Regions from separate parts of the Homo sapiens genome. Here region 2 is linked to region 1. The links are chromatin contacts, found by Hi-C or POLR2A ChIA-PET in ENCODE. All regions are on one chromosome and are shown on one strand. Each heading gives the region's core, a stretch centred on a gene start or an enhancer-like site at or near the end of the contact. The rest is flanking DNA. Distances are from core to core; before and after follow the strand shown.

What was found. A loop is a pair of places that touch in the nucleus more often than their neighbours do. ChIA-PET counts read pairs that join two places held with the same protein, here RNA polymerase II (POLR2A). Pooled maps may share reads with other maps.
Region 2: a loop to region 1 is called in a pooled map, with 5 times the contacts of the local background. The contact joins the enhancer-like site here to the promoter of BUB1 in region 1. A Hi-C loop is called at or near these places in 7 of 50 pooled maps. POLR2A ChIA-PET finds 5 or more read pairs at or near these places in 3 of 52 experiments (Caco-2, MCF 10A and Panc1).

Annotation. Positions count from the first base shown.
Region 1 is chr2:110,674,811-110,680,899 of GRCh38, reverse strand. It overlaps BUB1 (BUB1 mitotic checkpoint serine/threonine kinase), which reads left to right and starts at 2,837. Exons shown (of 25, transcript NM_004336.5): 1 at 2,837-2,930. The coding sequence starts at 2,905. LOC105373554 (a long non-coding RNA gene) reads right to left here and starts at 2,688. Exons shown (of 2, transcript XR_923189.4): 1 at 2,303-2,688. RefSeq lists enhancers at 1,818-1,907, 2,168-2,227, 1,740-2,660, 2,661-3,581, 5,653-5,872 and a silencer at 2,738-3,137.
Region 2 is chr2:110,805,419-110,811,507 of GRCh38, reverse strand. The region is part of intron 9 of ACOXL (acyl-CoA oxidase like); the gene reads right to left. Among named protein-coding and RNA genes, the nearest start is that of ACOXL, 76 kb to the right of the region's middle. Within about 2 kb of position 3,812, at least 2 of the 41 ENCODE cell types and tissues checked have a DNase peak (open chromatin) inside an H3K27ac peak, as active enhancers do.

The sequences.
Region 1 (6,089 bases), core at 1,588-4,087:
CTCTTGAAACACTTTTGAGATGTGGAGTAAAAAGTTATTAAAGACCAGGGGGCAGAGAAGACTAGGCTAACTCTTTCCCAGCTCACTCTTAAGAAACATCAGCGACAGAGGAGCCCCTGGAAGACAGCAACAAAGGCTCAGCTGAGGATGCTCCCCAGCATTCGAAGGCCACCTGGGCAGACCAGGAGAATGGAAGCTCTGAGGACAACAACTTTTCTGAAACCCAGAATGACAAAGACTCTGCAAGTGCCGGAGACGCTCCAGCTTCTGGAGCAGATATGGAAGAGCCCAAGTGTGCAGACGACCGTCAGCATATGCCAACAAGTCCTCTCCCGGCACCTGCGCAAAAAGCAATAGACACAAACCCTGAAGAGGCAGAAGAAATAAAACCTAGCGAGCTCAAGGAGGATTAGGATGCTGAAGAGCCTGACCTGATCTGTTGTGGCCTTTGTATTTCATGGTGGAAATCTCTAAGGGCAAGTGAAGGAGCCCTGAGAATATCCTCCAGGGAACAGACACCCTCTCCATAGCAGCCCCTGAGCCCACTGGGCTGAGCCCTCCATAGGCTGCTTTAATGAGGGAGGGGCTGAGGTGCCGGTCAGGCTACCACATGCAGGATTCCGAGGGCCATGCAGCGCGTTCTTGTCCGCAGTGCCACTTAAGCTCATTTGAGGGGATCCAGCCCTGCCCTCCATGTCCCCAGAAGACAACAGGGAGGGAGCTTCACCAGTTCAACATGAGCAGCCACCGGGGTTGATCATGAATCCCCGTTTCATGCCTCCTGGGAAAGGTGTGAGAAGGAGGGAGGCACCCCGAGGCTTCTTGCCACACAAGCAGCACCCGCAGCCCAGCATTGCACACCTGCGAGCACTCAGTAGGTCCTGGCATCAAGAAGGGGAAAGGCCAGGATCCAAGACCCGCTGGGATGTGCCCAGTCCCACGGACCCCCCAGCCTCCATGGAGCCCTCGGTGTCTGGGGTGGCCTCATGGCCCCGTTTCTCAAGATGAGGTTGGAGGCTTCTGTGTGTAGAGAGCACTGGCTTGGGCATCAGTGGTTCTGTGTCTGTGTCAGACACCAACAAGAAACCCTTGATATACATATTGTAGCAGGACGAGCCGCAGACAAAACTCCTGACACTGGATTAAAGAAGGAAGAAGTTTATTCGGCCGAGAGCGTTGGCAGACTCGCATCTTAAAAGCCGAGCTCCCCAAAAAAGAAATTCCTAGCCCTTTTAAGGGCTTACAACTTGAAGGGGGGGGTCCATGTGAAACGGTTGTGATAGATGGAGCAAGCGTGGGGAACGTGACTGGGGGCTACATGCATCGGCTAACAGAACAAAAAGTTTTACAGCGCTTTCTCATACAATGTCTGGAACTTACAGATAACACAAGTAGTTTTGGTCAGGGGTTAACATTATTATTATTATTTTAACCACCAAGGCCGGGTGGTGGCGCCAAGGTCGTCTAGCTATTTATCTTACTTCTGTTTCTTTCTAACTTTTTGCTGTCTCACTTTTCTCCTGTCTTATAAACTAGGGAAAAGGGGAGGTGGTGGAGAAGAAGCTGGGAGGGACAACAGGAGAAGTGGTGGTCTCATTCCATAGTATAAGCACATTTTTTCCAATAAGTCAACCTTAGCTTACTGTAACTTTTTCACTTTATAAACTTAGTATTTTAACTTTTCAAAAAACAAACAAACAAAAAACAAAAGAAACATCAGCCTATTACATATTTCCTCTTTAGACATCTGGACTCCTCTACAAAGAGGTGTCTATTTTTGATTTTATGGTGTCTAAGAACTTGGTCTCCCAGAGTGCCCTGTCCCCCAAAAGATGTTCAAAGCTGGCATTCTATAATCTACCCAAACTCTTCTGCTTTTGTGTTAATTACAGCTGGCTGCAGAGAGAGTCCAGTCCCGTGAGCCCCATCTTCCGCTTGAAGCTGTTTGACAGGTCCCCTGTGTGGCTCAGGGCCCAGCCTTTCAGATCAGTTCAATAAAACCCAGGGGTCTACTCCAAGGACACTAACCCATCACTTTCCAGTGCCTCGTATAATTACGCAGCCGACCCTAGAACGCCCTCCCCGCCTCCACGTCCCCTCTACATGAAGGCGCTAAGCCCAAAACTCCTCAGGTTTTTCCACAGGCCGTCGTCACTCCCTCTTTGCCACGGCGTTTGAGATTCTGGGCTAAGACTATTGGTTTCAGCATCTGGGATGTTTTCTCACAGCCGAGGACGCTGAATAGAAAACTGCCAGAAAGCGGGAGGGGTCCCCGGCAGCAGGTCCCGTTTTTTCTCCCCACCTGCCTCCCGGGTGCTGCGGCTTCCGCCACGACAGTCTCGACCCTGCACACGGATTTTTTTCCTCCGTTCCATGAACCAAACATAATGATTCTGGTTTACATATTTAAGCGAAGGGGAGAAGAAACGCGACTCTCAGGACCCAAGGGCTGAGGCAGGGTTTTTCTGTCTCAAAGACCTCCAGTTAAGACATTTTTCTCCTGCAAAGCCTTTCCTACAATGATGGCTTAATCGTGTAATTATGTAAACCAGTCACAACCTGGATAGCTAAAACAAAAAAACCAATTCCCTACGCCCGAGCCAAGCCTGCTCCCCCTCGCCGTGCCGCATCCCAAACACCCCGCGCTCGCTCAGCCAACGGCCAGGTTTCGGTTCAACCGAAAACCACGGGAAGTGGGAGGAGCTACTGGCTCAAGGGAGGGAGGTGGGACTTGACCTCCGAGCAACGGCCCCGGTGATTGGCCAACCTTCTGCCGCCGCCACCAATGGGCAGGCGCCCTGAAACGTTCGGCGAGCCGACTGCGGCTGCGCGGGGTATTCGAATCGGCGGCGGCTTCTAGTTTGCGGTTCAGGTTTGGCCGCTGCCGGCCAGCGTCCTCTGGCCATGGACACCCCGGAAAATGTCCTTCAGTAAGTGTCCGTCTGGTGGGGTGGGGAAGCCCAGGGGGCTGGGGCGCCTGGGGTTCGGGCCCGGCCCGCCCCAGACCTGCCTTCTTTTGCCCCCTTCGCCCCCTTCCTGGGTTTGGAATGTGTCCCACCCAGCAAGGCCGTGGGCTGCTTGAGAGCCGGGGAGGGCTCCGGCACCTTGGGTTCCGCTGAGGCCCGGCGCTTGTCCGCCCATCTGCGCCGCGGTGGCCGTTTGGAGCAATCTGGATAATTCGTTAGGCCCTCAGAGCTCTCGTTTATTCTTTGTAAGGAATCCCCTCCTGACAGTTCAACCTAACAAAAATCCTGAACCTTGTGTTTAGATTTTGTGATACGTTTTCAAAGTCACGTATTTAACAATTCGACTACAGTAGGGAACGAATTTAAAGTTGCTCTCCTATCCATAATCTCACTGCTATTTTTTAAAAGTCTTTGAATACAGGGTACTTTAAGAAAAAAAAATTGAAAAAAAATAGCTTTGCTCATTATTGAGTGATGTGTGCCAACCTGCTAACATCACTCACTTTTTACTTAAAGTTCCCACGCCTTTGTTTTATGACTTAGATGATTTACCCAGACTGTTACTTAAAGGCATTTAAAACAATTAAGTCATAGGTTCAGGAAGTAAAACTGGTCCGTTTTATCAGTTCTTTGCGATCAGAAGACCGAGATTGTTAAATGCAGTCAAAACAAAAATCCATTTGCTCTAAGACTTTTTCTGTAACCTTCAACCTAGCCAGCAAATTATTTTCTTTCAGAAGTCCCCCGCCCCTTTTTTAAAGGTAAAGCAGATATTCCTGGTCCTGTTTTGACTTACTAAAGATTAATGTGCTTTAATGAACTGGATGTTTTACTATTACAGTGCATTTAGGTCATTTTACTAGAGAAATGTGGTTGGTGTTAGAATATGAAATGTTTACCTTGGGCGAGCCTACTAGACATATTTTGGAAGAAAGGTTCTGAAATAGGGATTTGTCCCTCTGCTATAAGACATGAGAGACATTCAAACTTCAGAATTATTATTTTTTTTAGTTTTAAAAATAAGCAATGCGTTTATATGACTAAAAGAAGATTTAGAACAGTATTTACCGAGAACTCCTGTACCTGACTACTGTCCCACTCTGTCACATGTAACCGTTTTTCTAGTTTCTTTTTGGAAATATAAATATTTACATTATTATAATATATTAAATGTCTGCACGTTTGTATACATTTTTTGCCTTTACCACACATAAAATATAACAGTATATATATACGCTGCTCTTTTGCCTAACAATATCCCTGGAGATCTCTACCAATACATAAAGTTCTTTCTTATTCTTTTTTTACAGCTGTGTAATACTTCATGTACCCTAATTGATCTAAGCAGTCAACACAGGTTGTTGACAATCTGTTTCAAATAGTGGCACGGTGAAAAATCTTGTACATAACATTTTGCGGATACACATGTGTATGTGTCTTCTAGATCTGCAGAAGCGGTTTGTTGGATCAAAAGCAAATCAGTCCAGTTTTGGTAGATAATTCCCTTGGCAGGAATTGAGCACATGCCCACCTACAAGCAAGATGCGACAGAGAGCCTGTTTCTTATTGCTGCACCTACACAATCTTTTCACATGTTTTTTAGTTTTGCCAATCTGATGAGTGAAGAATTGTTTCTCAGCGAAGTGAATTTCTGTTATGAGAGACTGAACATTTTTCATGTTTGTGAGCCATGTATCTTTTTCTGTGAAATAATTTATTATGCCCTTTGCTCATTAAAAAAAAATAGGTTAATAGTTTTTTTCTCAGCTTCTAAAAGCTCATTGTTTTTCCAGTTTATCATTTCTCTTTTGACTATTTTGTGGTTTTTTTGTTTGTTTTGGTTATTTGCCATGGAGAAGTTTTTATTTATATATAGTTGTCTTTATTTAGCTTTTCTTTTGTGGCTTCTGGATTTTGAGTCATAAGAAACATTGATTTCATTCATATACCGAGGTGATAGCTAGAAGTAAATATTGCTTTTTAGGCAGGACATGGTGGCTCATGCCTGTAATTCTAACACTTTGGGAGACCAAGGTGAGAGAGTCACTTGAGGCCAGGAGTTCAAGACCAGCCTGCGAAATATAGTGATACCTCATCTCGGCAAAAAATAAAAAATTAGCCAGACATGGTGGCATGTGCCTGTAGCCTCAGCTACTCAGGAGGCTGAGGCAGGAGGATCTCTTGAACACAAGAGTTCGAGGTTACAGCGAGCCATGATTGCACTGTTGCACTCCAGCGTGGGCAACAGAGCAAGATTCCATCTCTAAAAAAATAAAAATAAAAATACATATTGCTTTTTACATCGTTTTTTCAAAAAAAAAAAAAATCTTATAGTGTCTCAGATAGAAAACCTCGGAGTCTTCCTGACTGGTTTCCCACTTCGATTCTCACCTCTACCTCCTTCACACAGAGGGACATTAAAATGCAAATTAGGTCTTGTCACCCCCACCTTTTCCTGCTCATCACACTTGAACCACACTGGCTTGCTTTCTGTTCTTGAAGTTCTCTCAGCCTTGACCATTTCCCCCTCAGATAGCTACGTGGCTGTCTGGCACTGATCACATGTCACCGCCTCTGAGAGGCAGGGCTTCCTTGACCAGCCTATCTAAAAATAGTAACTCATCACATTCTCACCCTTTCTCCTATTATATGTTATTTTGTTTGTTCTTCTGAGTACTTAATGTAACCTGACATTACTTTGCATGTTTCTTTTTGTTTAGCCCTTCTAGCTCTCCCCAAGGGGAATTTTGCTTTGCCTGGCTGCTTTTTTTCAGCTGTAGTTGAGTATATGGAAGTGGGGGATGCAGAGTTCTCTGGGAGCTCTGTGGCTGATTTCTGAGCACTGTTATCATCTGCTCTTCCTCAGGGACTTTGTTACTTTGAAGCAATGAAAACAAACTGTGTCTGGGAACTCTACTTTGTGGTACTCTGGGCTGCCTCACACCCGTTTACAATCCCTCTTTGACTCGTTCCAGCCGTGTCTCAGCCATGCTCCTGGGAAGCAAAGGCAGGTGTCTGAGTCAGTGCCATGCCTGGATCCCACTGGAAGGGCAGGTGTCTCAGTCAGTGCCATGCCTAGATCCCACTGGAAGGGCAGAGGTCTGAGTCAGTGCCATGCCTGGA
Region 2 (6,089 bases), core at 2,563-5,062, 130 kb before region 1:
AATATCAGGGAAACACACTCCTGTGAGCACCACACATTTTCAGGACATTACTTTAAAGAGCCCATAGCCTCCCCTTCCATCACCCTCTGTTATGCCACACTGTCTGCGGAGGCAGAGGTCCCACTGTGCTCAACATCAGAGGGTTTCCGTTCCCACCAACCCCATTCAACTCAGTCCCCACACTGACCCCCCACCGTGCAAGACCTACAGAGACACTCCTTACTCTGCCCTTTGCTGCTGAAGGAAGGACAGGCTCTGAGAATGGTGAATGCCTCTGTCCTTTCCTTGAACACTCCTGCCTGAGGAGTTTCTGTGAAGTGTGGTGTCCATCAGGTAGTCGAATGGTTTTCTCTAGGACATTCCATAACTCCCTGATACGCTTTGGCTGTGTTCCCCCCAAATCTCATCTTGAATCATAGTTCCCATAATCTCCACATGTCATGGAAGGGACCCGGTGAAGATAATTAAATCACTGGAGCAGTTTCCCCCATCTTGTTCTTGTGATAGTGGGTGAGTCTCATGAAATCTGATGGTTTTATAAGGGGGCTTTTCCCCCTTTTGCTGAGCACTTCTCCTTGCTGCTGCCATGTGGAGAAGGACGTGTTTGCTTCCCTTCTGCCATGACTGTAAGTTTCCTAAGGCCTCCCCAGCCATGCTGAAGTTTGAGTCAATTAAACATCTTTTCTTTATAAATTAACCAGTGTCAGGTATGTCTTTATTAGCAGTGTGAGAATGGACTAATACACTCCCCATTAACTACTAAATTATACATGAGCTGATTACTCTTGTGTTCAGAGTCTTTGTAGTGGGATGGGTGGGATGAATGGATTATTGGATGGATAAATGATGATGGATGGATGGATGGATGATGGATGGGTGGATGATGGATGGATGAACAGATGATGAATGATGCATGGATGATGAATGATGGATGGATGAACAGATGATGGATGAATGATGAATGGATGATGGATGGGTGGATGGATGGGTGGTGGGTGAATGGGTGAGTGGGTGGATAGGTGGATGGACACAGACGGACAGGTGGTTGAACAGGTGGGTGGATGAATAGGCAATACATGGAAGGAAGGTTAGAAGAGTAAAACGATTTCCATGACATGTAGGGCTCTACTAGGCCTTGCAGGGACTAAATAAAAAAACACAATCCCTGCCCATTAAAGATTGTGTTAGTAATGATACAAAATGAGATCAATCTGTGACAAGAATAGATGAACACAAAGTGATTCCAGAAGACAATAAAAGCAGATGACCTCCAAGCAAAAAGAAAACAGACAAAGGCCTGATCGTGTTACAGCAATAGCCACAAACATTGAGATTATTAATGTGAGGAGGCTGAGTAACCTTCTGCTCAGGAGGAAGTGTCATGGCACCTGGTTTGTGGCCATTAGGACAGATAGAATGTGACACTCTGACACCTGCTGATCTGCCCCAGCCCCAGCCAGTAGCTGAACCAGACAGGCTGAGTGGTGGAGAGCCGGATGACCAGGAGCCAGACACCCTGGTGAGGACATCGACATCAGGACCTCTCTGGAGCTGTGGAAGAGCTTGGGTGAAGGGGCAATCCCAAGCAAGACCTCACAGCAGTGGCAGCATGCAGCCTGCTGTGCTCACCTAACACAGCACAGGCCCACAGAGCCACACCACCACTCCATGTGCGGTGAGAAGGGCCCACACTGGCCACTGACCAACCCTGGCTGGCTCTCAAGGGGACTCAGATGCCCTCAACCTCCTCTTCATTGCTCAAGTCTTCCATGAACCCTTGCAGTCAGAAGGTCACAAAAGGGTTACTCAAGGATGCAATAACCCATTTCAAACCCCCATCAACAGCAGGGAGAGACTCTCCCATGCCTTGCTGAGACCCTTCACTCATACCCAACAATGCACACCGTAGGAAAAGATTGTGTGTCTATCGCCGGTTCTGAGAATCCCCTGAAGCCAGTTTCTTCCCTTTGCTCTCCCTGAAGCTCCTGGTGCTGGGAAAAGCTACCCCCATCTCATATGTGGCACGCTGTACAACTTGGAGATCATCGTTCAGGCTCTCAGGACTGGCTGAGTTGTCTGCCGCCCAGCACCCACGTGCCTGAAAAAACAGCCCAGAATGCTGGTTGCACTCAGCATGCAGCCCCGCAGCTCAGCTGCTGCATGTGACTCTGCAGCCCCAGCCCTGGGCACACTCCCAGACCACCAGGGCCACACTGCCAAGTGTAGGTGAGCACGACCCCAGTGCCTGCTTACAGCACAATGCACGAGTGTGTACACATGAAGCACATACTATGGGGAGCAGTGTCTGCGACAGAGAGGAAGAAAGAAAGAAGACTCCTGGTTCTGGACAGAAGGGCCACGTGGAGTTAGATCAAAGAGGCAGCAACATCCTCCTTCCCACTCAACATGGACCCGGCAGTGGGGGCTGGTATGTGGGAGCACAAGAACCAACATGCACTGAGGGCTTCCCTCTGCTAAGAGATAAGCCAGGGGCTTTGGATGTGAATCCTGATTCAGACCTCATTCACTCTTTCCACTCCTATTTGCTGTTTGTCTGCTATGTGCCCAGCCCTGTGTGTGAAGCTGAACACACAGCAGTGGATGAGGCTGGCAGGGCCCCAGCTGCGTGGAGCTTTTAGGCTAGTGAAGGAGACAGAACCCACCTATTGCACATGAGTTGCTACACTCATGAGTTGTAATACATGCTGCAAGTGGGGAGTCCAGTGCCTTGGGAACAGGTGTCAGAGGAACCACATGCAGGCTGAGGCCTTTCTGAAGAAGGGACAGTCATACAAGCTCTGAAATGTACATGAAAACAACCCATGCAAAAGGGGGGCATCCCCAGCTGGATGGTAGCACATGTAAGCCCCCTCCCACAGTGGCACAGGGGAGAGACAGAAATGAGGCCAGAGGGACAGAGGCCCAGTGGAGAGAGGGGGTACAGTGAGGAGTCATGAAGGATCCTGGATACAGAAACAGAACTTGGGCCTTGATCCTGGGGACCCAGGGAGTGACAAGGGGGCTGAGACAGTGCTGATATTTCACAACCACATCCATGTGTTCTGTGCAGGGGTCTCAAGGAGCAGAGCCCATGGCAGCAGTGTCACCCGGGAACCCAGAAATGCAGACTCTCCACCCCACCCCAGAGCTGCAGAATCACACATCCTGGGGGTAGGACCTAGCTACTGTGCAGCACCTAATTTACAAGATGAGCTTGTCTTAGCTAAAATATTTACCTCTGCGCAAAATCAACCCAAGAGAATGGGCCAGACCTCATTTACACTTCTCACTCTTTCAGGTGCCCAGCTTCCTCCTTCTGAAAAGGTTTCCCAGCCTCCCAGCACAGGCTGCAGAGGTCTCCCAAGCCCCCACTCCCTCCCCTCCCAAACACATTTGCTTCCTTCTCCTCGTGTTCTTGGTAATCACTTAATTTGGTGTGGCATTTCTGACACAAATTAGATGATGGTCAATATGGCAAGGCTTTAAGAGAAAACCTGAAAGTTCCAAGGAATGCCATGGAAATGAAAGAGAACCATGAAAAATATGACATTTGGGCAAAGTTTAAAATGACCGGGCACGCTCAGCCTTGAGTGAATGTCACTGTGGGGAGCTGCGGTGACAGTTTTTTAATACACAAGGAACGCACGTAGGAGAAACGGATCCATTTTTCCACTCATCAGCAAGAGCAGAAGGAGAAGGACCATCTTAGGTTTCAGCCGGGAAAACATATGTCATGTGTTTGAGCCATAGGAGAGGAAGAGCTGCCAAGAGGGCCGGTGAGATCATCCTCACCAGAGACGCTGGAGATGAGATCACAGCGGCCCGGGTCACTGTCCGGCAGGGTGCCTGGACCCTGCTGGCTCTGTGCGGGGTCTTCCCACTGCCTGACAATCCCATTGCCTGGCAAGGTCTGGATAGGCAGGGCAGGTGCTAACTCCGGGTTACTGTGGTTTGCTTCAGACACCTGGGAATTCAAAGGACACTATGCATCTCTGCAAAACATTGCACATTGCCTTGTTACTTGGAGGCGAGGGTACCCAGCATTTGTTTCATGGGAATGCCCATGTCTTCCTTTCCTTTAGCCAACTCCTGTCTTCCCAGTAACGGCAGCAGCAGCAACAAAAACAACAACAACAACCATCACACAAATAACAGCTGTCAGCTATGGAGCATCGCTCTGGGCCAGCGCTGCACACACACCCTTCACTCATGGCTCACCACCATCCTAAGACCCATTTCACACATGAAGAAACTGAGCCCTAGAGAGCGCTATGGCCTGTTCACGGCCCCAGTGCTGGTCATGGGCAGGATGAGGGCTGAGCCCAGGGCTTTCCTGCCCACGATCATGATCACGTCTCCGTGTTGCCGGGAATGAAGTCTGCACATGAGACAACCAATAAAGGAACTGATGCGAATGTGGCCCCCAAGACCCTCCTGGGCCTGGCAGGGGCTGGTCCATGATAACATCCAGTAGAACGGAGAACAGGAACCTTTTAGGAATCACCCACTGTGGCTCCTCTCCCTGGGACACCACCCCCACCCCGCTCCAGATCTGGTGATATTTAAAACCAAGGCCCTCCTGGAAGGCTCCCACCTCTGCCTGGTCTGGTCTGCACCACCCCACACCTTGCCCCACACAACCCCACTGTGGACCCCAATGAGCCTGCAGGGCTGCTGGCGGCATGGACGTCCTTCACACATCATCACCCCATCAAAACCAGCAAGAGTGCAAGGTTTCCCAGGAGCCTGCCTGGCCGCTGACCACCTTGCGTTTTTTATATGCGCCCAGCACTCTCCTCAGAGGGCCCCTGAGTCAGGATGGTCTGCAGGCTACTGCAATTAGAGGGGATATTGTGCAGAGACTGCTATCACAGCTTCAGCTAACCCTGCATCCGATGTTTAACCAATCTTCCCTTTCATGCAATCCTAGGCTCGTCTGGCTTTTCTATTTTTGCCTCTCTCTGGAGTCCTGAGGATGGCTGAAATGGCTTCTGTTGCAGACCTGAGGAACCAGTTTTCCTCGGCACTCTGATGCTGTCTGTGCTGGTGCCTTCACCACAAGGCTTTCTGGGGCCTCATTCAATATCAGACAGTTCAGCCAAGGGACCTGAGCCCCTCCTGACCTGGGACTTCAGACCTGAACACCCACCCGGCCCCACTGAAAGAACCACCACAAAACAAGCACAGGAACTGGGGTGCACGGGCGGGCACGAGGCCAGGCCGCGTACGCGTGTTGATGGCCACAGCTGTGCCCCCTCACAGGAAGCATCATAAGGGGAAGCCCGGGTCAGGACAGGCCATCTGTGAAGCGTGGCCGACCCCGAAGCAAGTAAAGCAGGGCTTTCCTGCTATTCAGACGACTCCGGACTGATGTCAGGCCTGGAGTCAAGGGAATGAAATTTATTCCTTCTTCATGGAAAAGCTGGACTCAAGCCCCAGATGTATATTCCTGGGGAGACTTAATTTTTCTTCTAGCTTCACCAAGCTCAGTGGAGTTTAAAGCAGGCTTTTCCTTCAGGCAAAGAGACAGAGAAGGCCCAGAGAACAAAGTAGACTGGGGCCCTGGGGAGAAGGAGGCCCTTCCAGAGCTTTGCTCTCCAGGCTCCTCTGTCCAACCAATACACGGGAGAGGCAGGGCAGGGAGGCAGAGATGGCTCCTGGAGGTCTGGTCTCATGGCCTCCAGACTGTGATGGAGAACGTTACACCCTATACAGACACATGAGGATCAACACTCCCAGGTGAATTCAGCCAAGACATGCCGACCTTTGCCCACATGGGCCAACCCTTAGCTGCTTCTCCAGCAGATGTGTTTGCTCTGAACATCCCGTTCTCCCTGGTCATCTCTCCTGGCTCTCTTACCACAATGCCTGTGCTCCACCCCCACGATTAGCAGCACACATCTGGGATGTAGATGGGTGGGAGCCCCTCTTAAGAAGGGTGGAGAAAAGTTCCCTGTGGATGGCCACCTGGCACTCCCCAGCATCTAACCGGGAACCCTGGCCATATTATACCAACTGTGGCTCCAGAAGCTCAGCTCCTGGAATTGTTACTCATCCCTGAGTCGTGAGAGAATTCACAGTAGATAATT